Regions from separate parts of the Homo sapiens genome. Here regions 1 and 2 are each linked to region 3. A link is a loop called in an ENCODE intact Hi-C map of the cell type or tissue named here. Cell type or tissue: PC-3. All regions are shown on one strand. Each heading gives the region's core, and the rest is flanking DNA. Links, peaks and the distances in the headings are about the cores only.

Evidence for each region. A loop is a pair of places that touch in the nucleus more often than their neighbours do. Peaks named below come from ENCODE experiments on the same cell type or tissue, not always from the same donor. Only the 100,000 strongest peaks of a DNase experiment are listed, where the experiment ranks them.
Region 1: a loop joins it to region 3, with 8 times the contacts of the local background. A loop is called at or near these places in 3 of 110 quality-filtered maps.
Region 2: a loop joins it to region 3, with 5 times the contacts of the local background. A loop is called at or near these places in 4 of 110 quality-filtered maps.

Annotation. Positions count from the first base shown.
Region 1 is chr5:137,187,616-137,198,372 of GRCh38, reverse strand. All of the region lies in intron 3 of SPOCK1 (SPARC (osteonectin), cwcv and kazal like domains proteoglycan 1), which reads left to right. Among named protein-coding and RNA genes, the nearest start is that of SPOCK1, 310 kb to the left of the region's middle. In PC-3, for the core only: no CTCF peak of the experiment used is centred there; DNase peaks (open chromatin) are centred at 2,682, 5,772 and 7,682; H3K4me3 peaks cover 561 bases; H3K27ac peaks cover 3,772 bases.
Region 2 is chr5:137,286,730-137,297,486 of GRCh38, reverse strand. All of the region lies in intron 2 of SPOCK1 (SPARC (osteonectin), cwcv and kazal like domains proteoglycan 1), which reads left to right. Among named protein-coding and RNA genes, the nearest start is that of SPOCK1, 210 kb to the left of the region's middle. In PC-3, for the core only: no CTCF peak of the experiment used is centred there; DNase peaks (open chromatin) are centred at 906, 3,916 and 4,806; H3K4me3 peaks cover 469 bases; H3K27ac peaks cover 4,251 bases.
Region 3 is chr5:137,069,362-137,080,118 of GRCh38, reverse strand. All of the region lies in intron 5 of SPOCK1 (SPARC (osteonectin), cwcv and kazal like domains proteoglycan 1), which reads left to right. Among named protein-coding and RNA genes, the nearest start is that of CTB-1I21.1, 340 kb to the right of the region's middle. In PC-3, for the core only: CTCF peaks have their summits at 4,538 and 4,742 (motif pointing left); DNase peaks (open chromatin) are centred at 1,628 and 4,768; H3K27ac peaks cover 1,515 bases.

The DNA of each region.
Region 1 (10,757 bases), core at 909-8,908, 120 kb before region 3:
CATATATTGAGAATTTTAAAAAATACATATGTTTTGTTAAACAGTAATTTATCCTTTCAGAGTCTCTTCTAAGGAAATGAAATTAGGACAAGGACATATGCAGAAATGCATTCATTGCAGCATTATTTATAAAACCAACATTTAATGAAACATTTGTTGGTGAACTGTTATGATGGATTAATTTTGATACTTTTATAGAATAGAATATGTGAAACTTTTTTACATTTGTTTTTAAACAACAATTATGACATAAAAAAGTGAAAAGGTCAGAATATGACAAAGTTTATATCACATGACCCCAATTTCATAACAGAAAAATACTGATGTCAATATAACGAAAAAAACACTCTATTATGTCTATAGGGGGGTGGTATTACAAATTATTTGCCTTTCTTATTTTTGTACAATTCTGACTTTAAGAAGTTTTACCAGTAGCAGTGAGGAGGATGATTGTAATATTTACTTAGTCCTCACAGTGTGTCAGGCACTGTATCAGGTACTTTATATAGATTGTCTTGTTTAATTTCTACAACTAGGATATAAATTGGGAAATACTATCATAGCCATTTAGTAAATGTAGAGACTGAACTCTGGTAGGTAAGTAACTTGCCCATGGTCAAACAGCTGTTAGGAAGTGGAACTAGATTTGAACCCATTTAATGGCTTCTTATCTCCTATTCCACATTACGTCTCAATTAAAATGTATTACTGTGATGAATCAGAAAAAAAGAAACTTAAAAAAATTTTTAAAGGAATACAATGTGTTACCAAATTTTATTCTTAGTATGAAGATTTTTCTCTTCTAATGGAAACTAGAATTTGAATTTCCTGTGGCAGGCATGTCACACACATTATCTTATTTAATCCTCATGCAGCCTTGGCAGGTAGATATTGTGATTCTTAACCTGACCTTGTTGTGCATGGGAAAACTGGCCCAGAGTGGCACAGTGACTTGTCCACGGTCACATAGCCAGTGCACTGCAGAGCTGGAATTCATAGTTCTGCTTCCTTTCAAAGCAGAATTCATAGTTCTGCTCCCTCATCCCTCATCTCCCAGAGTATCTCGATCTTCCTCAGCCACATCTTTTTAATGGTGCAAAACAAGCAGGTGCCAGCAGCTTACTCAGGACAGTCATTTGTTCTGATGTGAGAGGGCCCTGAAGCTCCTGGACATATGAGTTCCAGAGCAGGTTTTGGTTGTATGAATGCAGAGATTCATGTCTAAATGAATTCTGGAGTCTTCGCAGAATCAGTGAGCCTCCACAGTCATCCAAAGAGTGTAAGATCCTGATCGTGTTGTCAAGATTAAGGTGATGGTCCTCAGGTGGGTATCCTGGCACATAGGGGACTTTGGTCAACCTCTTTGCCTGGATTTCTTCAACAGCTCCGGGGTGACTAGGTTATTTTCTTTGCTGAATGTCAATTTAATTGAAGCTAGATATGGATCCTCTCATGAAACTAGACCAGCTATTGCAAGCCCTTTGATGCCAGGATTTTCTGATTCAACAAATATTTACTAAGCTCATATTGTGCAGGGGGCACCCTGAAGAGTACTGGTCACATGATGATAAAGACAAGCACAATTCTTGCCCTCCAGGAGCTTATAGTTCAGTGGGAAACATTAACCAAATGATCACATAAATAAATGTAAATTTTAAACAGTGATATGTGTCAAGTAGAGGCACACAGTGCTCCAGAAGTTTATAAAAGCAAGATCTGATATAGTTGGAGGCAGTCAGGGAATGCTTCCTTGAGGAAGTGGCATTCGAGCTGAGACTTGAAGGAGCTAAATAGGTTAAAGCAGAGAAGGAATAGCATTGCAGCCAGTGGCATCACATGTTTAAATACTCTGTGATGGAAGGCAGTGGATGGGAGGGGGTCAAAGAAGACCACTTGCAGAGAGTAAGGAAAGCCTGGTGAGATGCCACAGAGGGACCAGCTGAAGCCAGATGGCCCAGGGCCATGCACCTTGTGGAGTACTGTCCTCATCCTAGCAGCAATGGGAACCCACCGAAAGGTTTTCAGGCAGATGCAGAGGGCTAGGCGACAGATTTATGTTATGAAAAGTGCTCTCTGGCTGCCATGTGGGGAATGGTTTGGGCAGGGAGAGCTGGGGTTTGGAGTCTGCAGTTGGGAGACTGTTGCTGTACATTAGTCTTAGGTTGCACTAGAAAGGAGCTGGTGCTGGAGATGGTGGCACGTAGATGGACTCAGAATAGGTGAGGGGTGTCAGAGGGCCTGAGGCAATGATCTATGAGGTAATGGGTAGCAAAAGTGGGTCTTCTATTTCTTGAGATCCTTCACAGCATTTCGCATTGCCCTGGGCACATGGTAGATGCTAATTTGATTGACTGGTGCTCTTGGGTGGCCTGAGAGAGTTATTCTCTTCTCTTTCAGTCTTCCACATGCCCAGGATGAGGTATCTTAGTGACTCTGGGGGCCATACTTTGTGACAGTAGCTCTAAGAGACTTGTGGGGTGCACACAATTCTGCATATTTACTACTACCCAGAGGGCTGGCATCTGCATCCCTGGCTTGGCCCAGCCTATTCCAGCCATCCTGGAGGGATGTTTCCCTGGTGCTGCCAACCAGTCATGTACTCATACCTATCTTTGCATTTCCTGCTGCAGGAGCCTGCCTGGGCTGAGTCACCTGCCTTGGAGTAGGTAGTCTGGGTGATGACTGACATAAAGTTTCCAAATCTGGAGCTGTGGGCCACCCTCACATCATGCCATGCACATTGGCAGCAGTCCAAGCTCAAGGCTGGCCTACTGTAGCCTGTGGCCAAATAGGGTGGCCGTCATGCCTAAGCCCCATCCTTCATCCACTGCCCCAGCTCCCACATCTTCCTCTGCTTAGTGAGGCAGTAATGATGTCAGCGCTGGAACTCAGAACTCATTTTATGGCTGCCTGCATGCTTTGTTAAGATATCTTCAAAAAACAATTAATGTTAAGCAAAACCACAGCCCTAAAATTATCTTCGTAAATGTCTATGAGATTCTGGTGAACTGCCCACTGCCCATCAAGGCAAAGTGGCAGGTGAGTATCTGTGAGAGAGGCCTTCCTGGAAGCCAAACCACTAAATAGGCAGAGGCTCCTAAAAGTTGGAAAGAGAAACAAAGTGGAAGCGAGTAGAGGGAGTTGGAAACCTGTCTACATATGTTGGCTATGCTTTCAATGAAGGGGCATTAAAAGGACAGGCCAAACGAGCTTATTTAGTTTGGTTTAAGAGGGTCATTTTACATTGTTAGAGTGAGAAGAAAACAAAAGAAGTGATGGATGACCCCTTTGCCGTGTGGTGAATTTAATTAGGGATTGGGGGCCTGGTTGGTCTTTCTCCCTCACTCACGTGTTGGATGTGGAGGGAATCAGAACCACATTGAAGAGAGAGAGTGGCTGCTCTCAGCACGTTGTTTTCATTGTGGTTAAACCTGTGGAGCCTGACCAGACAGGACCAGGGTCCTTTGTGGTACTGTGCATGGTGATGGCATCCTTTATCTGAAGGCTCTGACCAGAAATGGGCTTGTAGCTGCCGGCTCAGGGCTGGTGCTTATGGGAGGCTCAGATGGGAGCTTTCACTGAGTCTTCGTGGACCTGGAGAGGAGAGTGCTCACTGAATGCTCTGGGGTAGAGGGTGGAGCCACGGGGTGATCACTGCCCTCCTAGAAGGAAATCAGGTGGGGCCTGGTATGGGAAGCAGGAGTCTGGTGCCCGGGAAAGAGGAGGATGTTGGAGGAGGGGAGGAAGACTTGGCTGTGCTCTGTCAGCTCCTAGAGGGCAGGGCTTTCCATGTCGTCCTTCTATCTGCCCAGCATAGCGTGGCACAGGGCCGAGTCCTGAGAAAGCAAAGACCAGTGCTCTTGCCTGGCCCCCCACCCTCAGCTCTTGGCACTTTCCACCCGCCACTCTGCTTTGAGGAAACTGAATTGCTGCAGTTCAGCTAACAGGCTGCATGTTCTCTCACTCCTGCGCCCTTGTACGAGCTGTTCCCTTTCCCTGAAACGCTCTTTCACTTCTTTGACTAATGCCCTGGCCCCAGCACAGTCAATACCTCATTAACAAAAGTGATCAAGACCACCATGCTACTCTGTCCCCTCATGATGAGCTATTGAATCTGCAAAGCATGAAGGAAGAAAAGTTGCTATTGTAGCCATCTCTTTTTCCACCTGTGGGTGATACTGTTTGGAGTGGCTGGCCCAGGCTCTCCCTGCCTTCTGCCAGCAGCCCAGGAATTAAATAAGCAATTAAATGCTTCGCCATTCTGCCCAACAGAGTGAGGTGTGCAATATTTTTTCTTAGGGCGAAGGGAAGAAGCTGTTCAGAGGGCTTCAGAGCTGCCTCTAGGGGAGGAGAGCTGACCCCAGCCATTTTGGGGCTAGGGTAGCCTGATAGGTTACCTACATGATTGCCACGTCATCTCTCACCCATTCTAATTTCCACACTATTAAATCTGCCTTTCCTAACATATCCTTAAAGGGGAAATAAATTACCGGCACCCTGTACCTATAGCCCTCCATGTTATTACCGCTAATGTAACTTCTCTGGGGCAGCCAGACGCTGTTCATGTTTCTTAGCCATTTGCACCCCCAAAGCTATATTGAGCTATCAAGTATTCATGGACACCATTCAGACCTCTCATTTTTCTCTGCTAGTTGTACCCAAAGGTTTGAGGGCAGAATGAAGCAAGGGCTGGCTGCTTTACTTGGGGCTTCAGCTCTACCCTTTCCATCCCTTCTTTAATTAGGTTATTTCATCAGAGGCGGACACCAAGCATGACTTATAATTCTCGTGATATTCTATGGTGACTGCCCATTATGAGTCTGTGGAGATTTCTGTATCTCACTTAATTTGCTAGAGAATGGTGCTGGGGGTGGTTGGTTCTGATCTATCCCTGGAATGTCTGTATGTTTCTTCTCCACTGCTTTCTGCCTGCTCCAGGGCCTCCATCACCCAGTTACTATAGCTAGAAAACTGGACATCAAAATTCCTTCTCCCCTTCCATCACTTTCTACCTCCCCTTAACGTCCCAGTCAATCCCCAAGGCTTTGGGTCACCTCCCAGGCATATCCCAGGTTTCTTCACTTCTCACTGTCTCTTGCCTGGACCTCCTAATTGCAGCAACCTCCTAATTGGTCTACCCCTTCCTCTACCTCTTAGGATCTCCTAGTTTAACATGACCCTCTTAAACCTCCTAGTTGCAGCAGTCTCCTAATTGGTATACTTCTTCCAGTCTTTCCCCTTCCCCTCCAGAGTCTTTGCCACACAAACATCAGGGTGATACTTTCTTCTCTGTTTAAAAATGCAACTTTGTATCTACCTACCAGCATTAATACAGCCCTATCAGCTTCAGAGCTTTTACTTACAAAAACAAAACATCAGAGATTTGTCAGTGAGGACCCTAGTATATCTTTCCCAGATCTCGTTCTCTCCTTGCCTCCCTAGAAGTAATTACAATTCTGAATTTGGTATTTTTCATGCCCATGTGTATGTTTTTACTATGATCTGTAAGTAAACATTACATACTATTATTTTGCACATATTAAACCCCGTACAAATGGTATCACACTGTTTTTTTCCTTGACATAGTCTTGAGGTTTTTCCGTGTTGTTGGTTCATGCAGTTCTAGCTCATTCACTTTAGCTGCTGGGCCATAGTCTATTGTGTACAGAATGATTTATTTGTCCATCTTTCTGTTGATAGATAGTGTGTCATCTTTGCAAAGTATGAATCACATCATGTTTCTCCTTTGTTTACAACCCTTCAGTGCCCTGGTTAGGAGGCTGTGCAGGAAGTGTGGCCTTGTTTGCCCCTGCCCATGCTAGGGACTGCACAGCCCACACAGGCAGATGCCAGGGAGGCAGTCTCAGGAGTGGGAAAAATCCTTCTAATGTAAGCTAACTCCATGCCTTTCCTTATTCCCACCTAGCAGTGGCTGGGATTTGGTGTGTGACTAACAAATAACACGACTCTGCCGTGTTGAACTTCAGGTCTTGGGAGCTGGGTATTTGCCAGGCTTTCATGTGTGTGAGGCTCTCCTGCACAACTCATTCCTCCCTCCGTCTCTCCATGCAGCACACAGCCCTGGGAAGGAGACTCTCTGAGCTTGTTTTCCTTTTCTTTTTTTTTTTTTTTTTTTTTTTGAGACAGAGTCTTGCTCTGTCACCCAGGCTGGAGTGCAGTGGTGTGATCTCGGCTCAACCTCCACCTCCCGGGTTCAAGCAATTCTCCTGCCTCAGCCTCCCGAGTAGCTGGGACTACAGGTGCACGCCGCCACGCCCAGCTAATTTTTTTTTGTATTTTAGTAGATACGAGGTTTCACTGTGTTGACTAGGCTGGTCTTGAACTCCTGAGCTTAGGCAATCCACGTACCTCAGCCTCCCAAAGTGTTAGGATTACAGGTGTGAGCCACTGCACCCGGCCACTGCGCCTGGCCGCTTGTTTTTCATACTGCTTACTTTTTCATTATTTGTTTCCTGTATCTTTTCCGCAAGGACAGATGGTGAGTTTGTTGGAAAGTAGAATGCAGACATTGGGAATTTTCTGGAGCTGAGCACCTTAGTTTTAAGACTAGTAGACTTTAGGTATTGTTTCAAATTATTCCCCACACATTAACGTCTCCAGTGACCTTGGCCAAAGGCAGTGAAGGTCATCAGTGGTGTACATGGCACATAGAATGTGCCATTTTCTATTATGAAAAAATAGCTCCAAGCCTGTTTTACCTGATGGGCCACTGATATTGTCTGTAATTTGGAAAGTATGATTGATCTATTGATACTACAGGTCACATACTGCAGTTTTGAAAAAGAAATTTATGATTCATGCGAAGGTTTTGAGGTACTGGATGAAATCTACTTTATTTCAAACAAAAGTTTTTATGTTCAAAGTCCAAGTACATTAGACTTCTTAGCTAAACCCTAGAGTACGGTTTGTGTCTTAGAGTCTACTGATACAGAATTTCCATCATACAGCAGGCCTTCTCTGGAAACCAGTGGTATGAGATCCTGTGGTTTGCTTAGCAAAGATTATGAAAAAAGAGAATGGAGAAGATTAGTTAGATACATATTAACTAAGGACTTACTCTGGGCTTTGAAAGCTGTGTGTTAACTTATTTATTCTTCATAAAACCCATGTGAGGGGATGTTTTATGTTTCTCATTTTTCAGAAGAGGAAACACTCAGAGAGGTTAAGTAACTTGCTCAAGATCCCAGCCAAGAAGAGTTAGAATCTTCTTTCTCCCATATCCTGTTGTTTCTGGCCCTCTGTAGCTTCTAGCTGGGAAAATAAGACAGAAGAATTAATGGAGAAGAGAATAGAAGACAGCCAGGAACATTCTGTATCCCCAGATACAAAGGGTAGACACTGACAGGAAGGTCTTTCAAGGCTTGCTTCTCCTTGTCTGGGACAGGCTTATTTCCTAAGGCTCTGAAACAGGTGGACCTCAAAATGAGTTCTCCTTGGTTTGCTCAGAAAATATACATAGACCTGTATTCATTGCCAGTGTCTGGATTAGACAGCAGCCCTGCTCCATCTTGACCTCAGTCTCTTGGAGGAATGGGAAGGAAGGCTGCAGATGAAAAGGAGCTCTGGGGAGGCAAGTGGTTTGTCAAGCTTTCCTGAAATGTGACATGTGACCTGAAGGACCTGAAGGCTGGTAGACAGGGTGGGAAAAGGATTTCAGGAGAGGGAGAACAGTATGACAAAGATTCCAAAGTTTAGGGAGCACAGAGTACAGGCATACCTTAGAGATACTGTGGGTTTGGTTCCAAACCATTCCACTAAAGTGAATATTGCAATAAAGTGAGTCACACACATTTTTTACTTCCCAGTGCATATAAAAGTTATATTTACACTATTCCAAGCAGTAGGATTATATCTTAAAAATCAATGTACATACCTTAATTTAAAAATATTTTATTGCTAAAAAATGCTAACCATCATCTGAACCTTCAGAGAGTCATTGTCTTTTTGCTAGTGGAGGGTCTTGCTTCAGTGTTGATGGCTGCTGACTGATCAGATTGGTGGTTGCTAAATGTTGGGGTGGCTGTGGCAGATTTTAAAAATAATACAACAATGAAGTTTGCTACATTGATTGACTCTTTCACAAAAGAATTCTCTGTAGCATGCTGTGCTGTTTCATGGCGTTTTACCCACAGTAGAACTTCTTTCAAAATTAGTCAATCCTCTCAAACTCTGCTATTGTTTAATCAACTAAGTTTATGGAATATTCTAAATTCTTCGTGATCATTTCAACAATGCTCACAGCCTCTTCACCAGCAGTAGATTCCATCTCAATAAACCACTTTCTTTTCTCATCCATAGGAAGCAACTCCTCATCTGTTCAAGTTTTATTAAGAAATTATAGTAATTCAGCCACATCTTCAGGCTGCACTTCTAGTTCTCTTGCTATTTCCTCCACATCTGTAGTTACTTCCTATTATGAAGTCTTGTACCCCTCAAAGTCGCCCATGAGCATTAGAGTCAACTTCTTCCAAATATCTGTTAATGTTGGTATTTTTACTTCCTCCCGTAAATCACTAATGTATTTAATGGCATATAGACTTATGAATCATTTTCGGAAGGTTTTCAATTTACTTTGCCCAGATCCATCAGGAGAATCAATATCTATGGTAACTATAGCCTTATGAAATATATTTCTTAAATAATAAGGCTTGAAAGTCAAATTACCTCTTGATCCGTGGCCTACAAAAAGGGTGTTGTATTAGCAGACCTGAACACAACATTAATCTCCTATATATTTTCATCAGAGCTCTTGAATGACCAGATGCATTGTGAATGAGCAGTATTATTTCAAAGGGATCTTTTTTTCTGAGTGGTAGGTATCGTAACCGTGAGTTTAATATACATAGTAAACCATGCTGTAAACAGATGTGCTGTCATCTGAGCTTCGTTGTTCCATTTTTAGAGTACAGGCAGAGTAGCTTTAGTGTCATTCCTAAAGGCCCTATGATTTCTGGAATGGTAAATGAGCACTGGCTTCAACTTAAAGTTACCAGCTGCATTGGCTCCTAATGAGAGGGTCAGCCTGTCCTTTGAAGCTTGGAAGCCAGGCATTGACTTCTCCTTTCTAGCTATGAAAGTCCAACATGGCTTCTTCTTCCAATAGAAAGTTGTTTTGCCTGCATTGAAAATCTGCTGTTGAGTGTAGCCACCTTCACCAATTCTCTTAGCTAGATCTTCTGGATAACTTGCAGCTTCTCCATCACCACTTGTTGCTTCACCTTGCACTTTTGTGTTATGGAGATGGCTTCTTTCTTTAAACTTCATGAACCAATATCTGCTAGCTTCAAACTTTTCTTTTGAAATGTCCTCATCTTTCTCAGCCTTCAAAGAATTGAAGAGAATTAGGGCCTTGCTCTGGACTAGGTTTTGGCTTAAGGAAGGTTTTGACTGGTTTGATTTTCTATCTAGAGCACTGAAACTTTCTCTATACCAGCAATAAGGCTGTTTCGGTTTTCTGTAATTTGTGTGTTCACTGGAGTAGCACTTTTAATTTCCTTCAATCATTTTTCCTTTGTATTCACAACTTGGCTAAATGTTTGGCACAAGATGCCTAGCTTTTAGCCTGTCTCGGCTTTCGACATGCTTTCTTCACCAAGTTTAATCATTTATAGCTTTTGATTTAAAGTGAGAGATGTTGGACTTTTCCTTTCACTTGAACACTTACAGCCCATTGTAGTGTTATTAATTGGCCGAATTTCAATATTGTTTTATCTTAGAGAATAGGGAGGCCTGAGGAGAGGAAAACAGATGGGGGAGGAGCCAGTCAACGGACCAGTCAGAACACATAAAACATTTGTTGATGAAGTTCACCATCTCATATACATGTGGTTCATAGTGCCCCAAGACAAATACAATAGTAACATCAAAGATCACTGATCACAGAGCACCCTAATACATATAATGATAATGACAAAGTTTAAAATATTTCAAGAATTACCAAGATGTGACACAGAGACACAAAGTGAGCACATGCTGTTTGAAAAATGATGCCAATAGACTTGCTCAACTCAGGTTGCCACAAACCTTCAATGAGTAAAAAATGCAAGATCTGAGAAGTTCAATAAGCAAAGCGCCATAAGATAAGATATGCTGTATAGGCAGAAAGTGGTGGCCACGTGTGGCTGGAGCAAGCGGCAAGTTGGGGGCAGGTGTAAGATAGGGAAGAATGGGGCCACATACGTGGGATCTTGGATAGCATAGTAAGAGCTCCCAACCTTTCTTCTGCCATGATTCACCTGACTCAGGATGTCCTGTGGACTTGCCTGGGCTGATGCTCACCTAATAGGATTGTAACTCCTCTTCTCTACACTGCTGCTAAGCAAGAGATGTGTTCTTATCAGACAACCTTATATTTGCTCCAAGGGGTGGAAGGATAACCTTCTAAAAACTCCCGTTCTTGAGCCATTGTTACTTCCACTAATTTATGCTAACTAATTACTTGGCTATCTCATAATGGATCATAACCCTTCCATGTGTCAGAACACCACTACTGGTAGCTTTTTGAGGGCATCTGCAGGGAAATCACTGAGAGTTGCTGAGGGGAAGTGACCTGAACAGCTTTATCATTCTCTTTTTTAGGCTCCCACATAACTATACACAGATTTCTCCTATTAACATATTGAATTTTAATGGTTCCTGTCTTGTTTAGCAGTGACAGCCACCAGGAGCATGCCTAGAGTGAGCGTACCGTTGTGTCCATAGTGCCCAGCACAGTGCCTGGTACACGCTGGGTACTC
Region 2 (10,757 bases), core at 866-8,865, 220 kb before region 3:
ATGTCTCTTATCACTAAGAGGTAGCTACCCTTAAGTTTTTTTTATATTTGCTTCCACTGTGTTTTTGTTGTGCATGCTTAACAAAAATCCCAATTTTTTCAGTTATAATTTCATAAAATATTCTCATTATTTCAGATTCTTTGGAAGCATCTTTTCTAATGTATCATGATATGCTGTGGAGTGAATGAATCATAGTTTACTCAGTAATTCCAAAGGAGACGCATTCTGAGGACAGTCTTAATTAAAGGGAGATAAGTAGACACATACACACTTATTTGTATAAAAATATACATGTATGTGTGTATTCACACACATAAAGATATGCATACATACATGTATGTGTGTGTATATACATCCCTCTTTAATTGAAGCTTAACTTCAAGAAAAGGCAAAAAGAAAATATACATACATATTATGTTTATATACATATACACATATGTATCTATTGCATGTGTATGTATGTATTGTGTGTTTGTACATATATACACACATAGATACTCTTGTCTGTCCTTCTTGAGGTGCACTCCAGCTAAAATTCTTTAAGCAAAGTACATTGCAGTTCATTGGGATTAGCTGTGCCTATCTCCCCGTTTTGCAGGAGGGCTTGGGTAGCCTGGTCTCAGGAAGCCTGCTGTTAGGTCTCTGCTATTCCATACATGGGCTTCTTCAAATCCCAAGTCCCCAGTCTCCCACCTGTGTGAGCCTGTGTCAAGATTCTGCATAGCATTGAATGTACCTTTTAACCTGTCTCTCTGGGATGATGAATTATGCTAGTCCGGACATCTCCACCAGTCCTTCCAGAGGAAAGCCCTAAACTGTGATTTATCGGTGCTTGTCACAGATGAGTGCTATTTACTTATGAGGCCTGCATTAGTGCCAGGTCAGTGGGAAAGCCTTTTCATCCCCTGATTCACTGGGCAGCACTTGTCCAACAGTAATGTTCACAGACAGAGCCGGGAGCACAATTTCACAGCCTGGATGCTCCTTTAGTTCGCGTTCAGTCGGCCATGCCATGCTTTGCAGTCACCCATCCCAGCCTCTCCATTACTTGGACGCCCAGCCTTGCTGCTTTGCTCATCACTCGTGACTAGAAATGACGTCCTTTAATGCAACCTGAGTCCTGAGTTTGAATGCGGGCTCCCCTTGCGTGACTTGGTGATATTTGAGAAAGGCATGCATATTGCCTTTCTGTGCTTTTGTTTCCTCAGCTTCTGACTTAGTCTGTTCAGGCCACGGTAACAACAATACCATATGTTGGGTGGCTTGTAAACAACAGATACTTATTTCTCACTGTCTGGAAGCTGGGAAGTCCAAGATCCAGGCACTGGCAGATTCATCATCTGAAGAGGGCCCATTCCTCATAGATGCTGTTTTCTCACTGTGTCCTCATGTGGCAGAAGGAATGCGGGGTCTCTTCAGGGTCTCTTTTATGAGGGCACTAATCCCATTCATGAGGGCTGTGCCCTCACAACCTAATCACCTCCTGAAGACTCTACCTCCTGACACCTCACATTGGGGGTTAGGTATCAACAAAAAATCTGGGGGAGACACAAACATTCAGCCCATAGCAACTTCTTAACAGGAATAAGAGTAAACCACCCCCTACTGAGTTGTTCAGAAGATTCAGGAAGGTGATAAATGAGGAAAAACACTGTAAAATGAAGTAGTATGCCATGTGTATTTATTATTTTAATATATAACTCCACTCATATTTGATTCACATAAATCAGAAACCACACCCAATAATATGTATTTTTTTTTTTTCAGTAAAAATGTATTAACTAAACTTGCTTGGTCAGTGAAGTGAGTGTACCCTTAACTCCCTGATGCCAGCATTATAAACAGTGTCTGTAGTTGGCCTGTACTGGGGGAAAAAGTCACGTGGCTACTTTAGCAAATACTGGGTCCTTTAATTCTCAGCCTTCATTGCAATTGTAAAATTGTCAGAAGTGATAAAGTTGTATTTTTCTTAAATGAAATAAGTGGAGAATTGTTCATTGGCTGGCCCTGTGGTGAGCTCTTCGATCCAACAGTTTTGATGAAACATAGACATGCTCATCTCTGTTTCCAGGGAATATTAGCTCTGTGCTGCTGGTGGTAGAGCTCTAAGGAGGAACAGTGGCAAGTAGGGTAGATATAAAGTGAGCTTTCATGGAGGCAGTGACATTTAGAGCAACACAGTGACCACTGAGTAGCATTATGTGAAAGGCATGTCGATTTGTGACTGCAGGGGACATAGTTTATTGTAGAATGTTGGGGAAGTACAGAAAAGCATAAAGAACAAAAAACAGCTGTATTGCAGCCATGCAGGTGAACTTTGGTTGTATATCTAGGTATTTATTCAGGGTATTTGTGCAGTATCTCCCGTGGGTCAAGTGCTGGGATGCATCAGTGACCAGAATGAAATACCTGCCCTCATGCAGCTGATGTCCTAGAGGGAGTAGAGGAAGACAGGCAATAAATGAGTGATGAATCCTACAGAGAAAAATAAAGGGAGAAGGGCAGTGCCAGAAGTAGGAGATCATGGGGGTGGAAAGAGGAGTTTGGTCTTCTTTTAATAGCTAGTGAAGGAAGGATTCATTTGTAAAGGGCAGCTGGGCAGAGATCTCAAGAAAGAGGTAGTAAGCTATGTGGATATCTGAAGGAAAAATATTTCAGATAAGAAAACAGCAAGTGCAAAGGCCCTGAGGCAAGAATGTGCCTGAAACGTTGCTGCAGCAGCAGATCAGAGTGACTGGAGCAGAGTGAACCAGAGGGGAGAGATGGAAAGTAGGAGAAGCAATAGGGTCAAATCCTGGTCCTGGAACATCTTCCCTTCTCTGTGGGATGCTGTCTTTATTTATGTATAGAACCCTGGGTAGGAATGCCAGCTGATATGTGGAAAATAATGGAAAATGTCAGTTTGAGATAAGGGAGGTGACAACTTCCACGGCCTTGGCCTTTGTGTTTTCAGTTGAGCTCATCTACATGGAGGCAGTGTGTTGTGATGGAGACAGCATGGGTGTTGGAATTGTAGGACTTGTGTTCAACTCTTGACTGTGTCCTGGCCAGCCCTGCATCCTTGGGCAGATCACTTAGCTTCTTGGATCTCAGTCTCTTCACCTATAAAACGTAACTAATACAGGGTTTTTGAGAGACTTATAATGCACAGTATGTACTCAATCCAAGCCATTTTGCCTGTATCTATTAATATAGGAAATTGCTGTAGTTTTTCTCATGATGGAAATAAATATGATCTAGTACAGCTAACTCTCAATTATTTTTTCTTAGATGCTGCTGTTTCATCTAGTACCATATGGTTCGATAAAGAAGCCAAAAGACATATGTGGCCATTTAAATTTAAATTCATTGAAATTAAATAAGATTAAATGCTCAATTCCTCAGTCATACTAGTGATATTTCAAGAGGTCATTAGCCCAGTGGCTACTGTTTTGGGCAGTGCAGAATAGGGACCATTTCCAGCACCACTTTTTGAGATGGAGTGTCGCTCTGTCACCCAGGCTGGAGTGCAGTGCTATCTCGGCTCACTGCAAGCTCCGCCTCCCGGGTTCATGCCATTCTCCTGCCTCAGCCTCCCGAGTAGCTGGGACTACAGGCGCATGCCACCACGCCCGGCTAATTTTTTTGTATTTTTAGTAGAGACGGGGTTTCACCGTGTTAGCGAGGATGGTCTCGATCTCCTGACCTCATGATCCACCCGCCTCGGCCTCCCAAAGTGCTGGGATTACAGGCGTGAGCCACCACGCCCGGTGCATCGTTGAAAGTTTTATTGGATGGCGCTGCCCTACAGCAAGTGTCAAGCTTCTGCTTATTCCGAGCTCTTGTCTGTGTATAGGGAAAGTGGTATTACCTTTCTTTATGGTAGTATTCATGATTCATACCAGGAGCACACTCACACTGGGGAGGGGCAAGGTGGGATTTCAGAGCCCCATGACAGGTTTCCTGAATCAGAATTTCTGTGGGTAAGTCCCAGGGATCTGCCTCTTTTTTTTCACTTCCTCTGTGATTCTGATGCAGGCTAAAGTTTGAGATTTGAAGCTCTAGAGGGCATTGTCAGAATTTATTAAAGCATGTAGTCCATCCTAAAATGCTCAGATGATGCAAGCTACAGAATTGCAGAATATTAGTACTAATTGCATATTGCTTTGGTGGATCACTTTCCTTCATCATGGTCCACTTGAGATTAAACTAATTTGTTGGGCTCTGTGAACTCCCCTGGAGACAGCATTTCATGTGCTCTAATAAAAGCTGCCAAAGTCTTATTTGTGCTTTCAAAATATTCCTGAAATAAATGGTGCTGTGTGTTCGTTTATTAGATTTATTTAAAGAAATAAGCCCAATACCCAATGGCCTACAATGTGCATCAAAAAAAAAAAAAAAAAAAAAAAAAAAAAAAATTCAACAAACCAACTGCAGAATTGAATGAAACAGCAGTGGCCACAGTTTTCTTAAAAGAATGTGCCAGATGGGTACTGGTCACAGGGGATTACTAGTGACCCTAGTAATAAACAAGATTACAAGAAGATAAACAAGATTAAAATGAAATTATTTCTTACTCCAAATCAGGATTTTCCGCCGTGTTTGCAGCAGCGACTCTGAGGGAAATGTGGCCTGCAAAGAGTTTACTGTCATGGTGCCAGTTTCGTGTTTGTCCAGTGATAAATCAGTGGATTTATGGGTTTAATTACCTCTTATTGCCAACTCCCTTCCTATCTGAATATACGAATTTAAAAGTTAGGATGTGTATCTACAGGTAGTAAAATACCATTTTGTTCTTTCTCAGTGGCTGAATCCTGTATGGAATGAAAATCAAAGGAAAATCTTAAAGATGCGTCAGTGCATTACGCTGTAGAGATTCATGTGCAGAAGACTAGCTGGCTATGCACTAGTTCTGTCCTGGGAAGGGCTTCGTTCTAACAATTGTTTTCTCTGGAAGGTGATGGGTGACTCCATCTTTTCAGATCACATCCACACCCATGGTAGCTGCCCCAGCATTTTGGTCTGGCTCCTCCAACTTTTTTTTTTTTTTTTTTTTTTTTTTTTTTTTTTTTTTTTTTTTTAACTACACCAGTGAATGGACAGCATAGGGTTTTCCTATGAAACCAAGCTCCTTCCTTTTCTGGATGCTGAGCAACACTTTTAGGGGTTTAGCTTAGGGTAGTTCCCATTCGAAACTCTCCTCAGGGGTAATTAAGACTGTTCAGCTTCACCCCCTTTAGTCTGCAGTTTCTTGCTTTGGAAAATATTCCTTCCTCATCCCTCATCCAGAGACCTCTACTGTGTTAGGATTCTCATGGTTACACATGAATGAAATTTAGTTCAGGCTGGCTTACATACAAAGCCGAGTTATTGTTCCCTGTAATTTGAAAGTTCTTTGTTGGACTTCAGGCATGGCTGCATCCAGGCTTGCACTCGCTTTCTCCTCTCTCTTGGCTGCAGCTCCTTTGGCACATTGGATTTATTCTCAGAGATGCTTTTATCACATGACTGGGAAGATCTTCTCTGGCAGTTCCAAGCCAGCCTCTTCCTAATAGGGCCATGTGGAGAGAGAACCCTTTCTCTCTGGCATCCACATGCAAACAGGAAGGGTTTTTACCAAGCTGTGAAGGTCATGCATCCATTCCTTGATGCATTGCTGTGGCAAGGAGTGTGAGCTCACAGTGGCCAGCCTGGCTGGGGGTGTGGTCAGCCATGCCTGGACCTTACGTAAATGGTTTGCTTGGAAGAAGGGGGAAGCCTGTGGGACAGATAAAACAGAGGTCCTCTCCACCACTCCAGGCAGGGCATGTCCAAGCCTCCCATCAGCTTTCATTTGCATGGAGTTCTCATAGCTCAGCTTACCCCTCTCCTTGCTCAAGGGAGCTCCGTTATTTGCTGCATTTGGTTCTAGCCTGGACATATAAAGCAGTCTTATAGGTGTGAACTCCTTTGCCCATACCTGACCTCAGTTGTGGTGGCCTCCTGGAGTTGCCATGGAAACACCATGATGTCAGGGCCTGTTCTGATTCTGGTTTGTAGGACCTGGGAGATCTTACTGACCTTTCAGGTGAAGGAATTACACACTTGCAACCTGCCTGTGCCCCTCCCTGGCTGTGTAAAGTTAACTCTTTTGAGCCTCACGTTTTTCATCTTTCAAATAGGGCCAGTAATCATAGCTAGATTAGAGGACTGTTGTGAGAATTAAATCAAATTTGGGACAGAGAGCTTGCTTAGCCTGTTGCCTGTCATGTGGTTGGTGCCCATCCCTGGTGGCTCTGCTCCTCCAGTGTCTGTCTGCTCTTTTCTGGGCTGGCATGCATGCTTCTGCTGAGGCAGATGGATGGATTTCCTATTCTATAGATCACCAGGTAGTTCAGGGAGGTGGTCAATTGTGCTGTTAAGCATGTGGGTTCTGGATCAAGACTACCAGGTGAATCTAGGCTCTGGCTTTTACCAGCTGTGTGTCCTCAGGCCAACCCCCAAATTCCTCTGTGCTTAGTTACTTCACTTGAAAAATAAAAGAGAGAGTAATGAGGATTACATCAATTGAGATGTTTTATGCACTTGGAAAGATACCAGCACTTAGTAAGCGATCAATATGTTAATTACTACTTGTGCCAGTACTAGGCTTCCCTTGTGCCTTTCTGGCTTTCCAGACCTGTCAGGGTTGAGACTAGACAAGGGCCCCGCTTCTCCCTAACTGTGGGATGTACGCCTTCAGCAGTTCACCTGGTATTAGGAAACCTGTCCGTTCTGCCATATGAAGGTTTCCCTGGAAATACCTTTTTCTGGCTCAGAGTATTTCTTTATTTACAACTAAGCAGTGGCCCATGTCAATCATATCAAGACATCAGAATAGCCTGTTTCTGTTTCACTTATTTCTCAAACCTTTATTAAAATGTGATACGCATGTGTGCAAAGTACATGAATAGAATGGACTTACCACAAAGTGAGCACACCCATGTAACCATCCCTGAGATCAAGAAACAGAATATTACTGTTACTCCAAAAGCCTCGCTCATGCTCCCCTAATTGTATTCTCCTCCTGACTCCTTTCACCTCCCTTGTTTCCAAAGGATACTGCTGTTCTAACTTTTCATCATATGTTAGTTTTGCCCTTTTTTGAACTTTATATAGATGGATAGATGGACTCACACAGTTTATATTCTTCTATGTCTGGCCTTTTGTCAGTCACTGTTATGTAGGTAATATCATCTCTGGTAATGCATAGCAATTTTTTTTTATGTGTAAAATTCAGTTGTGTGAACATAACACAATGTCCATTTGATTAATATTCCTGGTGGATATTTGAGTTTTTTCAAATGAGGGTAATTTTGAGTATTTCTGCTTATGAACATTTCTGTTGAGATCTTTTTGTATTCCTGTACTCATTTCCATTGGGTAAAATCCTAGGGTTGGAGTTGCTGGGCTGTGAGGTTCATGTGCTTATCTTCAGTTCCTATTGCCAAACAGTTTTCTGAAGCAGCTGTAGCACTTTAATGCTGCCCTCCTGCCAGCAGTGTGCAGGAGTTCCAGTTGCTCCACATCTTTTCTTATGCTCGGTATGGCCATTATCTTTTAGTTTTTAGGCATTCTGGTATATTTTGGCCTATGGGTATCCTATTTTGTAAAGTGCCTATTCATACTTTCTGTGTCTTATTTTTAATTGGATTATCTGTCTTTTTCTTATTGATTGGTATAAGTTCTATATGCAAGCCATTTGTTGGTTTTAAGTGATGCAAGTATCTTCTCTCTCACTATGTGGCTTGGCTTTTCACTCTCTTTTTGGTGTTTTTTTGAGGTGGGAGATGCTTTATGAATTTTATTCTTTGCATGCTCATTCCCGTATGCATTTTAAAGCAAGATCTGGGAAAATGTGGTTTTCCTCCTCTTGTTGAGCAGGATATACAGCTCTAATGGCTTTGTTCTAGCTTCAACCAACACATCTCTAGCTGGGAAACTTGTTGTCTTTCTCCCCTGAATTGCTGCTTCTTTATGATAAAAAAGTACCACTTTCTCCCACCTTTGCCTCTGGCTTACATGTTAGACCTCTTTTTAAAGGACTCATTTCCACTGGGTAAAATCCAAAGAGTCACTGACTCTTTGGATCATATTTTAGACCATGGAACCAGAATGTGCCGTGTTTTAAAGAAAAGCAACAAGCCAATCAAGTATTTCCTTTAACCATTTTCCCTTAAAATAGTTATATGATGAGCAGGCCTTGGAAAGAAAAAAAGGAGGTAAGGGTTAAAATACATATAATTTATAATCATTTATTAAACAAGAGTATTACTTATAATGAGCATTCATCAGTCCTTTAGCTAAGCACATTACATGGATTAACTCATTTTGACTTGGTAAACTCTATGAAGCTTGCTTCATTAATAACCTCATTTCATAGATTGGATAAGTGAGGTTCAGTTCATTTCTAAGGTTACGTAGTCAATAATCTTGTTGAAGCCAAGACTCAAGCTGGGTTCTGTTGGACCCCATAGCTCAGTACTCTACTGCACTGCTCTGCTGGTGAGGATGTATCCTTGCTTTTTGCAGTTTGCATTAAGCTAATCAAACCACATTTCGAGCTTTCTGCTATGAATAGTTCAGTACTGAGGAAAAATTGGGTAGCTTTTCCTTCCCCAGTTCTCCATCACAGAAATAAATCAATGAAGTCAACAGTCACCTTAGTGGCTTTTAAAGTTGTTTACTAAAACATCATTCCAGATGGCATTGTGTCCTGTTCCCCTGGTACAGTTAGGAGAGCCTGGAGGTTCTGGATAAACCGTGAGGGACTTCAATAACCTTGCTTAGAATTCTGTATGTAAAAATCTTTGTGAGTCCAGATTTTCCATCTAAATGTAGCCTGGTGTCCAGGCTTGGCAGCAAATGACTGCCAGGTCTCAGGAACCTAGGAGAGGCTAGCGATTTGATTCTCTGGCTGCTTCTGGACCCTCTCTGTATTCACTGATTAAAGACCCTTGCTTTATACCCCACTGGCCAATTGTTCACAAGTAAGAGGGATTCAAAGTAGAGAGTGAGAATTGGCTGTGCCTGGGAAGATAGAGCCTTTAGAAGGGGAAGCATTGTGTAGGATTCAGGACACTGTGCTGGTCTTTCTATGTTGTGGGCAGCTTATTGTCAAGACCTGGGACAGAGTTAGGATTGGGTATGTCCAAGGGTTCTAAGTCTCTTAGATTCTTGGCTTATGGTTGGAAAGGAGAATAGGTATGCTGCCATTACTTGTTCTTTCAAAAGTCAGTAGCAGTGTGCATTGAGCCACGGAACTTTACCAAAATTGAGATAGAAGCTGCCTCTACATTGTGGAGTTGTGTGCATTGAAGGAGAAAATCACACAGAAGCTGAGGACTGTGCCTGGCTCCCTGTTGCTGAGTGAGCACCATCAATGCTCTTGGGACCATAACAGTGGTGAAGTTAAGTCTCTCTGGAACTGTTACAGCTCACTTATTTGTCATTTGGAGGGGACTCTTGCTGCTTCCCTTCTCTCTTTAACCAGAGGGTCTTTTCTTATTGTCCTTCTTCTTGATTATTGATTACCTCTTGTAATGGGACTTCCCTTTGCATTTAACTTGAAAATAGTATTTTCTCAATTTTATGGCTTGTGACTTCTACCCGCCCATTGCTTCTCTCCCCATGTAGGTACCGCCTAAAGCACAAACAGCTGTTTTCTGGGTAATTTTCCACATTGCATTTAGCAGTAGTGAAGGGCTCTGGGAATGATTGCCCTAGCCTGAACCAGCTGTCCATAGACACAACTACAATGACAGCATAAAAATTGGCTGTTTAGGAGTTCAGAGCTTAGTAATTGCAGGGAGCAATTTGCTTTCTCTCTTCACTAGTGTCTATCTAGAGACAATTGCAGAAACTGTTAGAGGCATCTGAGAAAAATCTTGTCCTTAAAGTTGGAGATTAAAAATGGAAAGTGTAGTTTCTTCCATTTGTTAACCAGTGCCTATCAATTTCACTAAATTTTTGCCCTCTGCAATCTCAGGGAGACGATTCTGAGTATATTTTTTCCAGTTGGGTAGGATGGGGGAGAACAGAAGCCTCAAGGGTGCTTAAGGACCCTTTGCCAGCATTGTCACTGCAAGGAAGTCTCGTCGAGCCCTGAGGCAGGAGCATGCCTCTGTGTGGAGGCGCTTCTGGTGGTGTTTGGTTTAGTTTGCCTCCTGCAAGTTATGACCAGAAGGTCTGAGTCTAGGAGGAGGGGCATGATGAGCAGGACATACAGTCAGTCTTGGGACTGGACCCCGGCTGTCTTCTGACAGGGAGCTTTAGGGCAGAAACAGTTTGCACCATGGCAGCCAAGTGGGGACTTGTATGTCCCCATAATGCTTGGCTGATGACTTTGGAGGCAATGGTCTGAAGAACTGTGGCCTGGGAGCTTGCAGGACCAACTGAAAAGCAGTGTGACCCTGGGTGCCACCTATTTTTCTTCCAGGTTAACAGTGTGTTTTTGTTAAGGATGGCACCTGTAGAATATAAACATCAAGATATTAGGGAAATTCTCCAGCACCTCCTGTTGCCTTTTAATAAGCTCTTGTAAAGTGATCACTAAGAGAGCTAATAATTGTTGAACTGAATAGAATTTGTGTAACTCTTCCTTTAAAGTACCTGTTTTCCACTGTTACCTTTTGAGATAATGATGTAGGTTAATTCATACTGTGTGTGAAACAGTGGTCTATTTGTCTTCTTACTGCAAAATTCTATCCTAAGGTTGTTGGGGGAACTTTGTTCTCCTTGTGGCCGAGACTTGGTACCTG
Region 3 (10,757 bases), core at 1,206-9,205:
CAATGCCAGGTTCATGATTAGTTATATTAAACCTTGTATACATTATGAAGAATTAGAAGCCATTTCTACCAGCACTGTGAAGAATAGAAATATACTTAGTGCTCGTATCTGTATTATGAAGAATACATAGACATATGACACAAATATCCTGAAGTCTAGCAGCTAAATTATAAAATATTAGAGGGTAAGAGGAAACCAGAAGAGCAGGCATGGGACGGTGTGTTGTTGAGTGGGGTGGGCTGGAAATGTCACTGGAGCTAAGGGGGGTCTGCAGGAGTAGGAGTGGTCAGGGTCATGTCCAGAGGAGGACACGCCTGGGTGGGGAAGGTTTGGGATGGGAAAAGAAAGAGGTATTCAGATGAGGCAACATCAGAGTGAAGCAGGGACGGGGAGGAGGAAGAAGACAGCTATTAAGGAATTGTTGCATGTTGTTGAAGAGTCAGAGCAGTGTTGTTGAAGAAGCAGCATCAGTACCAGATGGTGACCAGCATCAAAAGGGAGGACTTGAGTTTTGATCAGGGCTTGAGAGCAAAATGTTAGTTTGGGATCTTTGGTACGACATTTCACTAAGTCGGGGGGGGGGGGAATCAGATGGGATGGTAGGAGAGACAGTCAAAGCTTTCCATCTGTTGGACTGTGACAGTCCAGATACCATTCATGGACCTAAGGAGTATCAAAGCCTGGAGATGGATAGAGATGACTTCATTTGGCCAAGTGCATTGGAGATGACAACAGAGCTGTGTCGATTGTTCAGCAGGTGGTTAGATGGGTGGGGCTGTCCCTCCATCCTCCTGCCCATGCATCTATATAGCTGTCCAACATTTATTTAGTACATACTCTTTTTTAGATTCTTTTCCAGGCACTGGGGCTAACCAAGTGAATTAAAACCTAGTCCTCATGGAACTCATAAGAGAGACAGGCAAGAAAGCTGTCATTGAAGTACAGGGCAAGAGACAGAGTGTTAGAGGTGGGCAGGTGCTAGAAGTACCTAGGGATGCCTACTGCAGGCTCCTGGGGGAGCTGTAGACAAAGCAAAGCATCCAAGAGGAAGCCTCAAGGGACATGGCCGAGGAGACCGAGGGGGAGTAAGCGTGGTCTGCAAGCTGGGTCACAGTAAGCATGTGTTTGGAGAGACATAAGAGATGTGAGTGGAGAGATATGTGGGGTACAGATCTCTGGGGACCTTTTCTGCTGGGCTAAAAGTCTTTACTTTTTGTCTGAGGATAGCAGGATACAAGGAATGGTTGTAAGCTGGGGTAGGGTGTCACAAACACATTTGCATTTTACAGAGATCAGTCCGGCATGGAGAAGCTATTGGAGGAAGAAGAGAATGAATGTGGGCTTTGGGGTATGGAGGAAGGAGCAAAGATTAATTGTCTACCATGTGCCAGGAATGCTGCCAGGCACTAGAGATCTAGAGATCATTAGTTATCCTTTCTACTTCCAGGATGGCTGCAGGAAGTAGGGATTATCTTTAGTGAGGAGGAAATGAAGACTTGGACAGGTTATGTAAATTGACCTGCCTTTAACCCCAGTAAGCAGTGGCGCCCTGGGTGTCAGATTCCCTACTAGGTTTGTAATGAGAGATGCAGACAGATCCTGGGCAGAGAGTTTCTCCCTACCCACCATCACAGCTGGAGAGGTGTGAGTCATGATAGAATCAGGTGCCACCTCAACTTGCCCTCCACCTCCGGTGAATTCTGTCTGTGGAGTAAACTGCCCGAGCCAGTGGGGAACAGGCAGCATGGAGAGGAGGCTTAGTGTGGGCTGGGTCCCCTGCAAGGAAACCAGGACAGCTGGAGAGACAGGCATCTCGAGGGCATTTATAGCTGCAGAGACATTTTAATTTTAAGCAGGTGCCAGCACCTCAGAACATCCTCTTCCTTTCTCCTAGCGCTGCCTGAGCCCACATATCCAGGCTGGGCGAGAGACATGTGAACGAGGTCTCTGCTCCCACATTGCCTCTTGCATCTCCCAAGTCTCTCTGGGATGTTTTGTGCTTTTTTCTATACTTGAAGCATCTCCTCTGTTCTCCTCCTTGTATTTCTTCTCTCTTTTCTTCCCTCCTCTCCTCTGCCATGCCTCCTCTACAGCTTTCTTTTCTTGCTCTCTCCTTCTTTCATTCTTATTTGTGTTCTTTCCTTTCTTACCCTTTTCCTTCTCATCTGTAAAATGAAAGTGATAGTCTCCAACTTCCTAGAGTTTCTGGGAAGATGATGAATTTATTTCAGCAACCTCTTCCTGTCCACTTTCAAGGTACAGCTTATATGTGGCCCTAGGGTGTATGAGCATGGACAGCTCTCTCTAGGAGCTTGCATCAGGTGGGAGTCAAGTTCGGAGACCAGATCCTATGAACAGAACTGTCTTCTGAGGCCCTGGCTGGGCCGCTCTGGACTGCTTGGGAGAGCTCTGATGATCACACTTCACAGTTAATCTGTTAGCTAGGAATAGCTGCAGGCCTTTATGCCTCCAGGAGAGGCTAAGTCTGGCTGCTGTCAGCTTCTGGAACACAGAAGGTGGCCACATCACCTGATTCAGGTCTGTGAGCTGATCAGCTTCACTTCTGTAAGTTGGCTTAGCTAATTGCAACATGTTAAAGTGGCTTTGACTAACATCACTATCACTAGTGACAAGTCACAGTTGACAAGCAAGGGTTGTATTTGGCTGACTCCATTTCTTCCCTGCCGGTCAGCACCACACAGCCGCCAGCAGGGCACCTCCTGTTCTCTCTCCCTTTCCCGAGCTCTGGCATAATTTCTGTCTCCTCTCTGTCCTCCTAGGATTCCTGTAAAGGCTTTGCCAAACCCCTCACTGTTGTAGAAGTCTGTGAGTCATTACACATAGCACTGGACTAGGGAGAAGTGAAGGGGTTGAATTAAAAATTAAATCTGCGGGGGCCGGGCGCGGTGGCTCACGCCTGTAATCCCAGCACTTTGGGAGGACGAGGCGGGTGGATCACGAGGTCAGGAGATCGAGACCATCCTGGCTAACACGGTGAAACCCCGTCTCTACTAAAAATACAAAAAAATTAGCCAGGCGTGGTGGTGGGCGCCTGTAGTCCCAGCTACTTAGGAGGGTGAGGCAGGAGAATGGCATGAACCCAGGAGGCGGAGCTTGCAGTGAGCTGAGATCATGCCACTGCACTCCAGCCTGGGCAACAGAGCGAGACTCTGTCTCAAAAAAAAAAATTTTAAATCTGCTACTTACTCACCTTGTGTCCCCGAGGCAGTTATTTGCTTTCTCTAGTTTCAGTTTCTTCATCTATAGAATGAATGTATTAACACCTGCTCTTAATCTATAGAATGAATGTATTAACACCTGCTCTCACATAGGGTTACATAAGATATATCCCATAAATAAACAAAAAATGTATAAGACACAGATGGTCCCTGACTTACAATGGTTCAACTGAAAATGGTATGACTTTAAGATGGTGCAAAGGAGATATGAATTTACTAGAAACTGTACTTTGGCTACCCGTCAACCATTCTTTTTTTTTTTTTTTTTTTTTACTTTCAGTCCAGTATTCAATAAATTACATGAGATATCCTACTTTTTATTATTAAATAGGCTTTATCTTAGATAATTTTGCCCCACTGTAGACTAATGTGAGTGTTCTGAGTACACTGAAGGTAGGCTAGGCTAAGCTATGATGTTTGTTGGTTAGACATATTAAATGCACTTTCAATCTCTGATTATTTTTACCTTAAGATGGGTTTATTGAAATGTAACCCCATAGTAAGTTCAGGAGCACCTGTACTTGTGATATGCTAGGCTCTAGTCAAAGATACTATTTCCTTCAAGAAGTAGATATGTAAACAGATAAGCACTGTCCAGTGGTGAGTGCAATGAGAGAATTGTCCTGGGGCACAGAGGCAGGAGCCTCAGAAAAGCTTTCCTGGAGGAAAGGCACTGGAGCCCCGTTCGGAAGAGGGGAGGGCTGCAGCTGGCCCAACTGTGGGCCTTCACTGAGAGCCCTTCGGGTCTGGGCTCTCTGCTGCATCCAGGCCTTGCATGGTGAGGCTGTGCATGGTCCCACCTCTCTGATGTACAGCAGGTTGTCCTCCCTCCATGGGGCCAGCCATCTCCTAGAGAGGATGACAGGCCCAGGAACTTCAAGTCCTTCCTCATCTGCACTATTCTCCGAAATCCCAGTTAAGTAAAAAATCCCACAGAAATTTAAAATGTCAAAATAGTGTCCAGTCCTAACAAAATCCCAGGCAGAGGAGATAACAGGGAAAATGTCCAGAAGTGAGAACAGTGGAGGTGAGCCAAGGCAGTTCCCCTTGTGTGCAGTTTGGGAGCTTAAAGCAGGGGCCAGGAGCCTGCTGGGGGTGGGCCTGCACGTGCAGGTCAGGGCTGCACTCCTCTCCACGGTGCCGGCCACTCTTGGTTGCATTGCCTGGAGGACAGCAAGACTCTCCACTGGTTTCGTCACACAGTTTAGAGAAACTATTCAGCCTTGCCTCTAAAACCAAGCCTGTGACAATCTGTACATGAACTGGACTGAAACTTACCTCCTCACTCACTAGAAAAGGGTGTGCTAAATCACTGACAAGATAAACAAGGTAAGAAAATGAGCAAAGCTAATTGCTGATATCAATCAAGAGAATTTTGTGCTTCTGGAAAACCTGGATCACTTGGCCCTTTAACAAATCCTTACTGAAGGTCAGCTCTTTACCAGGTGTAAGCCAGCCTGGATACAGCAGGAAATAGGATCCAGTCCCTGCCCCGAGAGCCGCCCTCTAGCGGGAGCTGCAGGAGGGACAGTAACTGCAACACCTGAGAGTGGCAAGCCACTGGGGAGGGAGGAGCTTAGGGAGGGAAAAGAGGAGTGGTTTCTGGGAAGAGTTCTCCTAGCACCACTGGGCAAAGCAAGTTAAATTTTCTTCCCCTGGCTATTAGTTTAATAATTATTCAATGTACAGAGCATTTAAAGAATAATGCAATGAATGCTGTATACCCGTCATTAAGATTTGACAGTTGTTGCAGTGGCTCACACCTGTAATCCCAGCACTTTGGGAGGATGAGGCGGGCAGATCTATTGAGGTCAGGAGTTCGAAAACAGCCTGGCCAACATGGTGAAACCCGGTCTGTACTAAAAATACAAAAATTAGGTCGGGCGCGGTGACTCACGCCTGTAATCCCAGCACTTTGGGAGGCCGAGGTGGGCTGATCACGAGGTCAGGAGATCGAGACCATCCTGGCTAACACGGTGAAACCCCGTCTCTACTAAAAATACAAAAATTAGTCGGGCGTGGTGGCGGGTGCCTGTAGTCCCAGCTACTCGGGAGGCTGAGAAAGGAGAATGGCCTGAACCTGGGAGGTGGAGCTTGCAGTGAGCCGAGTTTGCGCCACTGCACTCCAGCCTGGGTGACAGAGCGAGACTCCATCTCAACAACAACAACAACAACAACAACAACAAAATACAAAAATTAGCAGGGCATGGTGGCAGGTGCCTGTAATCCCAGCTACTAGGGAGGCTGAGGCAGGAGAATTGCTTGAACCTGGGAGGCGGAGGTTGCAGTGAGCTGAAATCATGTCACTGCACTCCAGCCTGGGCAATAAGAGCGAAACTCAGTCTCAAAACACAAACAAAACAAAAAGATTTGGCAGTCGTTAGTATTTTGGCACATTTGTGTACTCTTGCTTTCTGTATATACATACGTACTTTCCCCTGAACTAGTTAGAAGTAATTTGCAGCATTGTGACACCTCACCCCTAAGAAAAGGGGTGTTCTCTTATATAACCACCTTAACCTTAGTAGGTATTATGCCTGTAAGAACATTCCATAATATCACCTAGCATATAGTTCACATTAACATCACAGAAATTCTTCCCCAAATGTTTGTATAATAATGTGTTTTGTATAATAATTATTAGTCAAGGTTCTGTTAACTTTCACTCATTTCATTTGTTTCCGATTTTTAATTTATTTTAATTAGAAATGATTACTCTAGTATGATAATCCACCTGCCCCAGGTTTGTTTGGTTTGCTTTTAGAGTTCAGACTGTTATAAAATGTCCTCAATTTTGGATTTGTCTGTTTCCTAATGCATAGAGTCGGGTTCAACCTTTTTAATACAGTGCCTCACAGGTGCTACTGTGTATTTTCTTTTGTTGCATATTAGGAGGCACATGCCAGCCTGTCCCGCCGCCAGTGGTATTAGCTTGGACCCTTGGTCCCTTTGTTAAGGGGTGACTGCCGTTTGTTTTATTGAAAGTGTGCATTTTCTTCTTTGTGTAATAATAACACTATAAGGAGACATTTTAAGACTGTGTGAATGTTTCATTCTCTAATAACTTTCACCCAAAATTTTTAGCAAATATTAAATGGTCCTTTTCTGACTCAATTAATTACATGAGGAGTTTCAAAATGGTGACTTTCTAACTCTAGCCTTTCTTTTAAATTTTGTAGCTGCTATTCTCTTGTAAAAAAAAAAAGCATTTTCCTCTTTTACATTTTTAACAGCTTGGTCTTCAAGAAGTTTAAGGCTCTGACTTATTTGGAAGCCTTAACTCATAGAAATGTGTGTGTACCACACAGAGGGAGAGAGGGAGAATAAAAGACTGTGCCGTGGGTCACACACAGGCCAACCATCGGTTCCACTAAGATGGTCCTTCCCGCTCTCCTCATCCCTCTCTAGCTTCCTCACTGTTTCTCAAGTGTAGTCAAAATCTTCTACCCTGGGCCTTTGTGCTTCCTTTTTCCTTGACCCTCCTTCCCCAGAGAGCTGCATGACTCACTTTATTCTGTTCTCTGCTCAGATGTCATCTTTCCAGAAGATTTACTGATCACACCATACATCATTCCCTCTCCTTTATTCTCTGTCTCTTTCTCTCTCTTGCTTAATTCCCTGACTCCCATCAATGCCTGCCATGTGAACTTCATGGAAACAGGCCTTTGTCCCATTGGTTCTACACCTAGACCAGGGTCTGGCCCATAGTAGATGCTCAGTGAATATGTGTTAAATGCAGAAAGGAACACATGTATTTATGGATGTTCAATAAGGTTCTAAATGAGACCAAAGACCTTCCCTTGTTTCTGTGCATAGCTTCTTCCAGATGAACACTGAGCCACTCAAGCTCTGTGCAGAAATGGGTGGTTATTCTCCCGTCAGCCAGGAACAGCATGTTGGCATCTGACTGGTGCAGTCAGCAGCCGCTCACTTCCTGCCCAATTATTAAAGCCGGCAAAGCCTCAGGATTGCTCCCCTCCACCTACTGTGACATGATTTTGGGTGAATAAAAACAAATCAGAATTCATCAACTGTGAACAAAATTGTCAACTGTGAACTGTCAACAGTCTGGCTTAAAAAATGGATGATAGGTTGATGAAATACAGTGGAGAAAGCAATTTGAATAAAATGTTAAAAATAATACCCAAAGCATGAGAGGCAAAGCAGAGTGTGGTGTGGTAGAGAAATGTACTCGGTTGAGACCTGTGTGAGCAATGAACCAGAAAGAGGTTGTTAGCTGTGCTTTACAAATCATAAAAGAGAAAGATTTACTGACCATTTACGGAAAATATTCACTCATTCCAACCAATGTATTAGAGTGTTATGCAAAATGGAAGGAAAGATTGGTTGGGAAATCTGCTAGCACATTTATTTTTAAGTAGGTCAACATTTTGAGTGTATCTGCCTGTTCATGTCGTCATTGGCTCTTGCTTCTTTTTCTGTCTGCAGTGATAAGGGCAGGCAGGCATCTCTGTTTTAGCAGGTCGAGGGTCTAGAATCCCCAGGGGTTTGTATTTATAATAATATGTTGTGTATGAGTATGGGTTCTAGTATAATGTTTAAAAGTCCTTAACTTATTTCCTAGTTTCTCAACTCTCCTCCTTTAGAGAGTTAGAGTTAATTATTTATTTGACTGCTTCATCATAAAATCAATATAAAGGTTTGAATTTTTAATATTTCCTCTTTTCTGGGCATGCGTCACAACTGATACAACTTGGCCAAGTTCTTTAGGTCCAACTGCTCATATCCTGAGGCTGCTGTTTCATAGTTTTTGTTTTGTTTCTTTCCAGCAGAGCTGAGCCATCTTGGCACAAAGATCTGTGCTTTATAAACCTAAGACAAAGTGTCTTCATTCCTTAGAGTCTCTCTCTTTTTAAAAAATCTGGATGGAAAGAATATTAATTTGTTAGTGCTACTGTAACAAAGCGCCACTAACTGGGTGCTTCAACAACAGAGATTTATAGTCTTTACATAGAGTCCTTAGTGTAAAGCTGGAATGGTGATCAGGTTTTGGCTTCTGTATCTGTTCTTCCCTAGAAAGAACCTGGGAGAAGGGAGGAGGGAGGATGAGGGAAAGTGATTGGGAGGGTAACTTCAAGGGTGAGAATTAGAGAAGTGTTGTGGGAAGAGAACATCTGTGGGAGGCCGTGGGCTCAGGAGCAGAGCTTCACACTCTCAACCCTTCCTGGAGGGCTCTACCCGCACTTGCTCATGGAGTTTTCTGGGAGGTGTGGTTCTAGCTTCGTTGTCACCTCCATAGGAGCCTATAAACATTGTTTTATATTTTATCATAAAGTCTTTGATACATAAAAATGTATATATTATTTATAGAAGTTGTCAAGCTTAGTAACAGAACAAAAGCCTCAGAATCTAATGCTTACTTTATAAAATAAAACATCATCAATGTTTGTGACGCTTCCCTTGGGCTCCTGTCTGACCAGTCCTGCTGCCTTCCCTGGGGAGGTGACCCCTATCTTCCTGGTATTTGTCATGGTCCCCTCCCCTGCCAGTTTTTAAAGGAGCTTTTACCACATGTATCTGTATCTCTAAATAGCCTGTTTTAAGCTTTATAAAAAATGGAATTATGGCTGGATATGATGGCTCTTGCCTGTAATTCTAGCATTTCGGGAGGCTGGGGTGGGAGGATGGCTTGAGCCCAGGAGTTTGAGACCAGCCTGGGCAATGTAGTGAGACCCTATCTCTACAAAACATGTCTGTAGTCCCAGCTACTCATGAGGCTGAGGCAGGAGAATTGCTTGAGCTCAGGAGTTCAAGACTGCAGTGAGCTATGATTATGCCACTGCACTCTAGCCAGGGTGACAGAGTGAGACCCTGTCTCTTTAAAAAAAAAAAAAAAAAAGAAATTGGCCTTTTGAGCTACATATATGAAATGCCACATATTGTCCTGAAAGGTAAAAAAACAGATCTGTGCCCTTGAACTTGGATTTTCACTGATACAGATAAGAGATAAGTACTGTTTTCTCTGGTGGTGTCTTTCTGTAGCTAGGGAGGAGACTGAGCTGCCTGCAGAGATGGCCACCAGGGCTGGACAGGAGAGGGGATGCTGCAGGCCAGCCGAGAAAGTGGATTCCAGGAATTACAGTCCACAGGGCCCACAGTCATGGCAAGGCCACCCAGAGAGGCTCATACTCCAATGATAGGCTGGGGTGAGCAGGCAGGCTGAGGGGCAGAGTACTCAATGTGGAGCTCAAAGAGGCGTCTCAGGGAGTAGACATGGGTAAAGGATGGTTTAGGATGAATGTGGTGAGTACTGAGCTCCAGCACTTCCTTCCTTGTGCAGGCAGATTGGTAAGCACCCAGGGACTGGAACAGAGGTCCAGAGCAGCAAAGTGAATTGTGGCTCCCTTCTTTCTGCCTTTGTCATTCAGCAGCTGTTTATTGAACACCTACTCTATGCCAGGGCTCTGTGTATGTCATATCATGCCAGGGATAAAACACTAACTAAAACCTTTTCTTGCTGTTAAGGCCTTCATGGTCTAGCAGGAAGGAAGTCATTCTGTTGGTCAGCTTTTGCTAAGTTATGCTGTAATAACAAATAATCCCCAAACATCATTGGCTTATTATGATAAACCCTATTTCCGTGTTCACATTGTGCGTTAGCTGTGGCTCTGTTCAGAACACTTCAGCTCTGTTCCATGTTCTCTGCCTTCTGGGTCCTGGGCAGAAGGGAACAGCCCTTATCTGGCACATCATTTTCATGGTAGAGAAGAGCAACAGAGGTGATGAAACCAGTGATTCTTGACATGTCTGCTCAAACCTGGCTTGCATCCCTCCTACTAACCACCACTGGTTGGAGTGAGCATGTGGCTAGACCTGGTGGGAAAGTTGACCCTCCTACAGGGAGGTGCTGCTGCAAGACATGGGGCCTGGAGCAGAAGTGTGGATTCCTCTCTCAGAGAGAGAAGAGAATGGGTTGGAGAGGGGGAGTCTCACAGTCTATCACAGATACAATCGGGCAGTAACAGCAATAGCATGATAAGGCTTTATGATAAACAAAGGTAATAATTTTGACTTTATGAAACAAATGGACACATAAAAATATATTTGTTCCCCTAAATTAGCTTTAAGGATTCTTTTAATAAGCCAGAGAACCACTAGTCTGAAACAGAGGATTGTTCCAGAGAACTAGCCCAGAAGAGGCGGAGGAGGCAGCCCGGTCATGGCAGCTGTGTCCGGCTCTGGGCACGTGCACACACGCTGTGCTGAATGAAAGGAAGCTCCTCATGCTAGTGACCTGCCTGCTGCCTTCCCGGCGTTCCACTCGGCTCACCTTCAGTCCACGTGCTCTCTGTAGCACATCCCATACCTGAGGTCCTCTTTCGTGCCCCATCCCTATGGAGACATGTGTCCTGCCTCACCTCATAGTCACATCCACATGGCTTTACAAGGACACACTCTTTTTTGCTTCATCAGCTCAGTTGATGTGTGAGACGTGGGCAATGGCTTATTTTTGTGTAGCCCCCACAATGCCTGCTGCCATGCTGGGCACGTACTAGG